Linked DNA regions of Homo sapiens: regions 1 and 2 are each linked to region 3. The links are chromatin contacts, found by Hi-C or POLR2A ChIA-PET in ENCODE. All regions are on one chromosome and are shown on one strand. Each heading gives the region's core, a stretch centred on a gene start or an enhancer-like site at or near the end of the contact. The rest is flanking DNA. Distances are from core to core; before and after follow the strand shown. Region 1 holds the start of DLGAP1-AS6 (DLGAP1 antisense RNA 6). Region 2 overlaps DLGAP1 (DLG associated protein 1). Region 3 overlaps DLGAP1 (DLG associated protein 1).

Region 1 (3,022 bases), core at 159-2,658, 110 kb after region 3:
GTCTCCACTAAAAATACAAAAATTAAGCCGGGTGCAGTGGTTCACGCCTGTAATCCCAGCACTTTGGGAGGCCGAGTGCAGTGGCTCACGCCTGTAATCCCAGCACTTTGGGAGGCCGAGGTGGGTGGATCTCTTGAGGTCAGGAGTTCGAGACCAGCCTGGCTAACATGGTGAAACCCTGTCTCTACTATAAATACAAAATAGCCGGGCGTGGTGGCGGGCACCTGTAATCCCAGCTACTCGGGAGGCTGAGGCAGGAGAATCACTTGAGCCCAGGAGGCGGAGGTTGCAGCGAGCCGAGATCACGCCACTGCGCTCCAGCCTGGGAGACAGAGCAAGACTGTCTCAAACACAACAACAACAACAACAACAACAAAAAACAAAAAGCAAAAGTTAGCCGGGCGTGGTGGCGCGCGCCTGTAGTTCCAGCTACTCAGGGGGCTGAGGCACGAGAATTGCTTGAACCTGGGAGGTGGAGGTTGCTGTGAGCCGAGATCACAACACTGCACTCCAGCCTGGGCGACAGAGCGAGACTCTGTATCAAAAAAAAAAAAAAAAAGAAAAGAAAGAAAGACACAATGACAAAGGCAGAGTTCACCTACAGAGGGAATGACATCAATACATTAGGAATATTTTTAATACATTAAATCCCTTTGGGGTGTTTTTGGACACCTGGCTTGTCATACTATGAACAACAGAATTTCCTTAAAAAGTTTTTATTTTAGAGACAGGGTCTCGCTCTGTTGACCAGGCTGGAGTGCAGTGGCGCAGTCATAGCTCACTGTAGCCTCAAACTCTTGAGCTCAACTGGTCCTGCCACTTCAGACTCCCAAGTAGCTAGGACTACAGGTGTATGCCACCACAACCAGCTAACTTTTACAAAATATTTTTTGTAGAGATGAGGGGGACTCGCTCTGTGGCTCACGGCCGTCTTGAACTTTGAATACCTGGCCTCAAGCTATTTTCCTGCCTCGCCCTCCCAGAGTGCTGGGATTACAGGTGTGAACCACCGCACCCAGCCCTCATTTATTTGATTTCTTCAGAGAGGCTCATCTGTTCCTATATTTAGAAATGTGGAACTTTTCCAAAGAAGACAACCTTCATTTTTTTCATACGGGCTTTCAAAAGAATGTGATGTCCTTTTGGTGTTTTAGATTCTCACCTATGAGGTATAAACAAATCGCCTTGCAGACAAGTCTCAACACAGAACACATGCTGCTTATCACTGGCAAAGACTTGCATCAGCCTGCCACCACGGCTGGCTCATCTTGTCCCTCCAGGCCTGTGCCTGCTGGAACACTCCCACTCCCCATGTCTGAATACACCACTTCGGTTGGACCAAGAGTTTCCAGCTCGGGTGGCCCCTCCTTCCCTGGAAATAAATAGCTGCCTATAGAATATCAGAGTCATTCTGACTCAGGGGTGACTCAGCTCTTCCATGACCTGTGTTCCCACTTCTCCTTGATAAGGCCAATGTTTTGGCCCTACTGGTGAAAATATGTAGACCTAACATCTATCTCCCTGCTCCAGTTTCAAGAGAAAAGACCTTATTCAGAGAAATATTTAGAAGACTCTTGTGGAATTCTTGCTGTGAGTGGTTTTTCCTTCCCTGCCATTGGTGCGACTGTTTCCCCCTTCCGTCAAATTGCTGTCTAGATGTTTCTCTCTGACCCCAATTTTCTCGGAGTTTGGGATTATCAATCTAAAATCAGAGGTGAGAATTCATCAGTGTTATCGATAAGACTTTGCAATTATTTCTTTCAAACTGAACTTTTTCCCTATTCACTTATTTTTCCTCATTGCAAAATAATCAAAGCATTGATGAGTGTTTCTGTTTAAATTCAAAGGACATTCCACCTTTAACCTTAGCATTCATGAGACACAAAATGGGTTTTTCTTTTTGCTGATTTAAAAAGCTGCTATGAAGCTGCACAGTGCGGAAGAGGGCACCCCTGCTCCAGAAAAGAAGAAACAAAACTGCCTGCCATAGACACTTGGTAGGGAGTGGCAAATGGAATCTTGGTTTGTTTTTCTCTTAGGACTTTGACAATTATTTTTCCTTGAAAAGAATAAGAGAATCTACCTAAAATATTAATACTAGTTTCAGAGCTCTAGGATAATATAGAGCAGAGTCTCTTTTTTTTAAAAAAGGAAAGCGGTTTCATTTCTGACAGTGGATTTCTTCCACTGATGTGCACACTCTTTGACATGAAAAGCTGCACGAAGCTGCCTTGAATTCATTCTGCAGATGGAAAGTTGCAAGTACGGTAATTAGCTAAGCAGTGGCAAGGCCGACCATCTGAGGTTTGATTTCTCATCAAGAGATAGTGTCCGACACACGTGCCACTGAGCATGCTTGTAAGAGTTCCACGTTTCAGATGCACTGAGAATGCATGCATGGAACACACGTCCCCCCAGCCCAACAACCGCACTCCCAAATTGCCCCTGCACACATATATTCTAACACGGTTACAACACAGCATGCTCCCGAGCCTCAGACAATAAGCTGCCCAAAAAGATGCTCAAGCAACAGTCGCAGTGGGCCTGACTTCTGGTATCCGCAGCCACTCCAGAGAACTTCCTGTGAGCCCCAGGGACTCAGAGGAGGCTGAGTGATGAGGAAGGTGGCCAGAGGCTGCCGGACTAGCCCCAAGCAGTCACTCTGCTTCCTGCCTTTGTTTTCCCTCAAACTCTCATCTTTCTGGAGAAAACAAAACCCTGTCCTGGGGGTGTAGACCAGCCATGACACCCACTAATAACCTCTAGCAAAACAATAGTTTTAAAATTACTTAATGCTCTCTTGACTTTCTGACTTTTAAAATGAAAATTGTATTTTGTCACTGTATCCTTTTGTTGGCAAGTGGAATACTGCACTCAAACCAAGCAGGCAATGTAAAACTATGACTTCAAAGCCATTCCTTGATAAAACATCAAAACGGCCCAGAGTGAACCAACTGTTATCTGTAATTCAACAGATAATTAACTGAAACTCAGTGCTCAAATTGCTACTGGGAGTTTCTGC
Region 2 (2,942 bases), core at 331-2,830, 84 kb after region 3:
TAAGAGGTCCTAGACACAAATTCACCTACACAAGGGATTCAGTCCGTCTTAGGTTCTGCTAATGACAACTCTTCTTGAAGTTCTTCAAGGCCGTGTGAAAAGGAAAAGCCAGCCGGGCACAGTGGCTCACGCCTGTAATCCCAGCACTTTGGGAGGCTGAGGCGGGCGGATCACCTGAGGTCAGGAGTGCGAGACCAGCCTGGCCAATGTGTCTCTACTAAAAATACAAAAATCAGCCGGGCGTGGTGGCGCATGCCTGTAATCCCAGCTACTCAGGAGCCTGAGGCAGGAGAATCGCTTGAACCTGGGAGGCGGAGCTTGCAGTGAGCCGAGGTCACACTACTGCACCCCAGCCTGAGAGACAGAGCAAGACTCCGTCTCAAAAAAAAAAAAAAAAAAAAAGGAAAACCCCCCTAGAAAATGCTTTTCCCGTTGCTTCCCTGCTAATGGGCCTTTTTCATCAGGGCAGCCTCCAGCCTTAGGATGTGGCCGGTCCCCGTGCGGATGCCCGTTTCCCCTCCTGCCTGCATTCATCTGACCGGTTCAGTGGGATCTGGTACTTTTCCTCCCTCCTCCTCGTGCTGGGCTTCCACATCATCCAGACAGCTGCTGCCACATTCCACCGCTCCAGCAGCGGAAGTAAGGCACATTTAGGCCCTTTCTGGGTGAGTGACAGCATTTGAGATGAGATTAATCAAATGCCAGTGTTAGGGGAAAGCAGCCTTTCCCTGAGTCACCTCTGCTCCACCTTTCTCATGACACAGAGCATGAGCCTGTCCAACGGTTGGCCTGTGCGTCAACCTCTGGCCAGGAGACAACGGGCGCCTGTGACCTGGGCGTGAACCGTCTGTTTGTGCGCATAGGTCTGACACTGCTGCTGGGCGAGCCTGCGTGCCCCTGCCCCGCGGTCCATTGACTGTGCCGCTGAGCACAGGCAGGGATGTGTGCCTGTCGCCCTGGGCCGCTGTCCCCTGACGGCAGATGAGATATTCTTCCAGCTCAACACTGATGTTGCAGGGTTTTTCCTCACCTACCGCATGACGACTGAATGAAAGCATTCCAGGAAACCAAAAGGGCTGGGCAGGCCTCTGGAATTTCAAAGCCGACAGCCTGGCCCTGCTGGCAGCTCATTTCTGCCGCGTCATTTTCTCTGAACTGTAGGAGTAGTTTTGTAGCAAACTTATCACCAAAATCCCACAAATGTTAAGCATTACCCTTCTTAGAAAGGAAAAGCCTACTTACTTTTCCCCATTGGAAGACTTCAATTTTTTAAGATTCAAGAAATCCCCAAAAGTCATGATAAAGAAGAGGGAAAACAGACTGAGCATACCCATCCCCTTTTAAATTCAAATTTATTTTGTTTTTTTCTGCTTAGCTACAGGGAAGGTTTGATCATATCACATCTGAGTTAGGCCATATGCACCCAGGGGGAATCTCAAGAGCAAACTAATCTAAACTCCAAGAAATAGACCACTAAGACCCACCCAGGTAGTACTCACTGAACGCTCTTCCTGCCTCTCATAAGAACCAAAAATAGCGGTTTCCCGCAGATGCTCCCAGAAGCAAAGTCTACCTACCACACACACAATATGCAGAAGGGAAAAACCCAAGCCACAAGTCCCTAAACGCCTGAGTCGTGACTCATGGAGGCTGTCCTCCACCCCTGCCAAGTATAAGAAATGATTTCTACCCACCCACTTCTCTAAGGAGATGGTCCCTCATTCCTCTCTCCCGAGCAGGCTTCACAGCCCCCTTCATAGAGATGAAGCCCTAGTCATTAAATGCCCAGTGATGTTACGACTGCCAAATTCTATGACTATTTGGAAAGTTTTATCAGGTATGGATACACTCCACCTATTTGCTTAGGTGGCCAAGATCTCTGTGCAGTTGCACAGACAGTTTCTGTCCTCCCACCCCGTGAGAGGTTGTGTGTGTGTTTGCGGGGGCTGGGAAGCTAATGGAGGGAAGGAGAGACCTCCTCAGGTGAGTCACCTTGCAGTGGAACTGCTTCCTGTGTGTGTGAAGTTCTTCAAGGAGGCACCACTTCACGCAATGCCCCAAACAGAAAAATCGAAGCAAATTAGCAAATTATTTTCTAGGAGATTAGATGTTGGACAACTTCAAGCTTTCACAATAGAAAATGGCTTGTTTTAAGGCAGTTAAACCCAAAGCATGCCTTTTTTGGGGTTTTGTTTATGAATATGTTGTAATCTAAGAAGAGTAATGTTCTTACAGAAAAATTAGACCTTCATGATTGCAATCTAAGTGAGAGGCAATTAGGCTTATTTTTCTTAGAGATTAGTACATCATGTTAGTTCAGAAAGCATTTGTAAAACAGAAAAAAAAAGGAAATCATAAATATCAATTTCATCTTAACACAATGCAACTATCACTGTTCTCAACCTGAGTTCTTAATTTCTGGCATGTCACAAATTCCTTGAACTACCAATGTTGAACTAACCTCCCCTGACCCAGGGAGTTGAATAGTTTTTTCAAAGGATATGATCAAATCTCTGTTCATGCATGCCTACATTTATTCATTTTCCAAAAGCATAAATTAATTCTGAGGGACAGAAAGTAGACTTGTGCTTGCCTAGGTTTGTGGGAGATGAAAATGTGGCTGGGAGCCATGGCTCACACCTGTAATCCCAGCATTTTAGGAGGCTGAGGCAGGAGGATCATTTCAGCCCAGGAATTCAAGACCAGCCTGGACAACATAGGGAGACCCATCTCTACAAAATAAAAAAATTAGCCCAGCGTGGTGGCACATCCCTGTAGTGCCAGCTACTTGGGGGGCTGAGGTGGGAGGATCACTTTAGCCCGAGGTTGAGGCTACAATGAGTAGTGATCGCGCCAGTGCACTCCAGCCTGGGCTACAGAGTGAGACCCAGTCTCAAAAAAGAAAAAAAAAAAAAAGATCAGGAATGGCGGCTCACATCTGT
Region 3 (3,087 bases), core at 370-2,869:
CTACAAGACACTCAACTGATGAGACTCAAGTCATGAACTTATTTTTAGGAGAGTAGCTTAGTCTTTCCATCATAGAATCCCCTGGCCTCTGCTTAGCGTCTTTATCCCTCTCATTCACATAATGGCTGCTTTTCAAGGCTAAGTCCAGTTTCAAAGAGAGCAATGCTAGCACTCTGCTATTCTTTCTTTCTTTGTACATGCCTTTAGACATTTTAAACTAAGCCTTCTGTCAAGGCTGAATATATGTGGGATCTGAAATGCTACTCCTAGAAAGTGCAACCATCTTGGTATTTTATGAAATGGCACCCTTTCACTGATGTAAAAACCAAGATGTCTCATTACATAAAATAAAAGACAGATCAAAATAAGGCACGGGCGTGAGGAGACCGAGATCAAGAATTCAAGCTTGGCTGGGTGCAGTGGCTCACGTCTGTAGTCCCAGCACTTCGGGAAGCCAAGGCGGGCAGATCACTTGAGGCCAGGAGTTCGAGACCAGCCTGGGCAACATGGCAAAATCCCGTCTCCACTAAAAATACAAAAATTAGCCTGACATGGTGGTACGTGGCTATAGTCCCAGCTACTCGGGAGGCTAAGGCACGAGAATGGCTTGAAGAACCCGGGAGGCAGAGGCTGCAGTAAGCCGAGATTGCACCACTGCACTCCAGTTTGGGCAACAGAGTGAGGCCCTGTGTCAAAAAAAAAAAAAAAAAAAAAAAAAAAAATTCAAGCTCCCCCAAAAGAGGTTTACTTAGGTTTACTAATTTGGATCAGCTTCCAAATTAGAATCATGCATGGGAGGGCGCAGGCATAAGCATCCCTTGTGCAAAAATTCAGGTGGGAGGAACCCTCCTACCCTCCATTTATATACGGTTAGCACTGTCCTATCACCAGATTTTAAAACTATCTCAAGACAAACATCCATCTGTTATTTCAAATCCTCTATGTTCATCATTCCTTTGCTTAAATACATCATGCTTGAAGATGTCTTTAAAGTAAAGGAAAATAGGATAGGCTTTCTATAAAAAAATTTTCTCTACCCCAAATAATTGTGATGTTTTTCTCAAATAAAATAAAGGGAGGAAATAGAAAATAATGAGAGTGGACGTGTTGTCATCTGGTAACTTCTGAGAGGGCCCAGCATGCTGCCAGCCTCTTTTTAGCACCAGCTGGGCAGGTGCTAATACCTTTGATGGGCTGTCACTATAGGAACCCTGGTTAGGAGTCTCAACAAAACATCCTTGAACTGAATGTGCCCCCAGAAGGAACTGCTTTACCTCCGCAACTGGAAGGTTAGGTCACTCCTTGGCTACTGACCCGAGGTAACTAACAAAGCATGAGCAGTCTCACTAACAATTATGTTTTACTGAGTCTTGTCAAATGGAGGCTGTAGGCTTGTAAGTCCGATGGTTTTCTTTCTGCACACTAAGTTATTTTGAAAAATACATAAAAAGGAAGAAAGAGAGAGAGAAAGAGAAGGAGGGAGGGATGGCAGAAAGAAAGAAGAAGGGAAAGAAAAGGAAAAGAAAAGAAAAAAGGAAGCTGTGAGGCTTATCAGGAGTTATGCCAAGTTTCAGGCTTTTGAAATTTGAAACGCCTGAATGCCACGCCTTTAAAACTCAGGTGTACAGTAAGGAACTATTTGGCTAGGTCATGATATTGTTAACTTGGCAAAGAAAAGAGATTACTTTTCAAGTGCAATTTCAAGGGTGGGTACTGGGCTGTGAGGTACTCCAAGGAAACTTTGAAGAGTGGGGACTGATCCAAAGCTCCTGGGTTGACAAAGAAGCAATGTTTTTTGATTGCCAAAGGTCTTTCCAAGTCTGTGGTCCCTGAACTGGCTGTCAGATGTTGCCTCAATTTTGGCTTTATGTTTTAATATCCTGCTTAGTTGAAAAGGCACAAATCACTACAAGCCCTAAAGTTTACATATTTAAGTCCCTTGCGATCAAAAGAGATCTTTTATAGTAGCTGACATTGTGCTATAAGAGAAAACAATGCTACCTTTCCACTTGCTTGTTCCACCCAGTTACGAAGGCTGTGAGCTTTGATGTGTGAAGCAAGGAAGATTTTAAAAACTCAGAATTGGGTCACTTCTGGAAATGCAAATGGAAACAGAGGCAATATTGGTGGAAAAAAAAAAAGGGGTAACAGTCCTATTCACTGAGGCATTTGTTTCTAGAGACGAGGAGTGGCTCTCATAATATGTCACCGGGGCTTTCCTTCAACACCTCTGACTCAGTCTGTGCATTCACAGATCTACTGGAATGGTAGGTGCCATTCACAGGCATATTTAATGCCAGCATTTTTTCTCTTTCACATTAAGTATGTCCTGGAGGTCTAAATGTTATGTGTAATGTATAAAAGGTATACTAGGAGAGAAGGAGGTTGCTCCACCAACAGAAGATCAGAAAGAGCAGAAACTTTTATGCAAATCATCAAAATACGCATCTGCTCCCATTTCCACCCCACTGATGTAAATGAAAAGATCCTGGCTTTCCCTTTAGGTATACACACCTCTGAACACACAAAGCTTGCTCTAGACATTCACTATTAGTCAATTTCACCTGTTTATTAAAAATTGATAAGGCTGGAGAGTTGATGAGGCAGAAAAAGAGGCCACAGAGTAGTTTGCCATCCCTTTTTCTAGGAAAAGTGTTCTCTTCTGATTTTCTGGATGCTGAAGGAAAAGAGTTCTCGCAGCAACACTGAATTCCACTTGGATGATCTCTAAAGATTTCAGACAGTGGATAAATCATTTGTAAAGGCACAGATGAAAATATTAAGTATACATACACCAGAAAAATAACATCCTGGAATTCGCTTTCCAGAACATTGTTATGAGACCAGTAGCTTCTTTGCATACCCCCAAGAATGACAGTTGTCACTTGTCAGTTTGACACTGTCAGTAAGGAACTAAGGAGTATACAATTGCAAAGTTTCTGCCTCCCCTTAACACTTTCAGTTGTGAAGATGGGCGATGATTGCTTTATAAATTATTACAAATTACATCAGAAATATCTCACTTTAGGAAACGTAGCCGAGTTGGAATGGAGGCAGGAAGCCAGAACCTGTACCACACACTTATTC

Evidence for each region. Hi-C counts contacts between places; a loop is a spot of excess contacts on that map. ChIA-PET counts read pairs that join two places held with the same protein, here RNA polymerase II (POLR2A). Pooled maps may share reads with other maps.
Region 1: a loop to region 3 is called in a map of heart left ventricle, with 2.5 times the contacts of the local background. The contact joins the promoter of DLGAP1-AS6 here to the enhancer-like site in region 3. A Hi-C loop is called at or near these places in 1 of 168 maps with a recorded cell type or tissue (heart left ventricle) and 6 of 50 pooled maps. POLR2A ChIA-PET finds 5 or more read pairs at or near these places in 5 of 52 experiments (BJ, MCF 10A, OCI-LY7 and 2 more).
Region 2: a loop to region 3 is called in a pooled map, with 4 times the contacts of the local background. The contact joins two enhancer-like sites. A Hi-C loop is called at or near these places in 4 of 50 pooled maps. POLR2A ChIA-PET finds 5 or more read pairs at or near these places in 3 of 52 experiments (B cell, IMR-90 and PC-3).

The regions. Positions count from the first base shown.
Region 1 is chr18:3,651,622-3,654,643 of GRCh38, forward strand. DLGAP1-AS6 (DLGAP1 antisense RNA 6) reads left to right here and starts at 1,409. Exons shown (of 3, transcript NR_188002.1): 1 at 1,409-1,590. The region is part of intron 7 of DLGAP1 (DLG associated protein 1); the gene reads right to left. RefSeq lists enhancers at 963-2,162, 1,208-1,502.
Region 2 is chr18:3,623,396-3,626,337 of GRCh38, forward strand. The region is part of intron 7 of DLGAP1 (DLG associated protein 1); the gene reads right to left. Among named protein-coding and RNA genes, the nearest start is that of DLGAP1-AS2, 21 kb to the left of the region's middle. RefSeq lists enhancers at 85-658, 441-1,640, 1,805-2,376 and a silencer at 475-769. Within about 2 kb of position 1,581, at least 33 of the 41 ENCODE cell types and tissues checked have a DNase peak (open chromatin) inside an H3K27ac peak, as active enhancers do.
Region 3 is chr18:3,539,777-3,542,863 of GRCh38, forward strand. All of the region lies in intron 9 of DLGAP1 (DLG associated protein 1), which reads right to left. Among named protein-coding and RNA genes, the nearest start is that of DLGAP1-AS1, 53 kb to the right of the region's middle. Within about 2 kb of position 1,620, at least 6 of the 41 ENCODE cell types and tissues checked have a DNase peak (open chromatin) inside an H3K27ac peak, as active enhancers do; they include PC-9, where a contact is called at or near this core.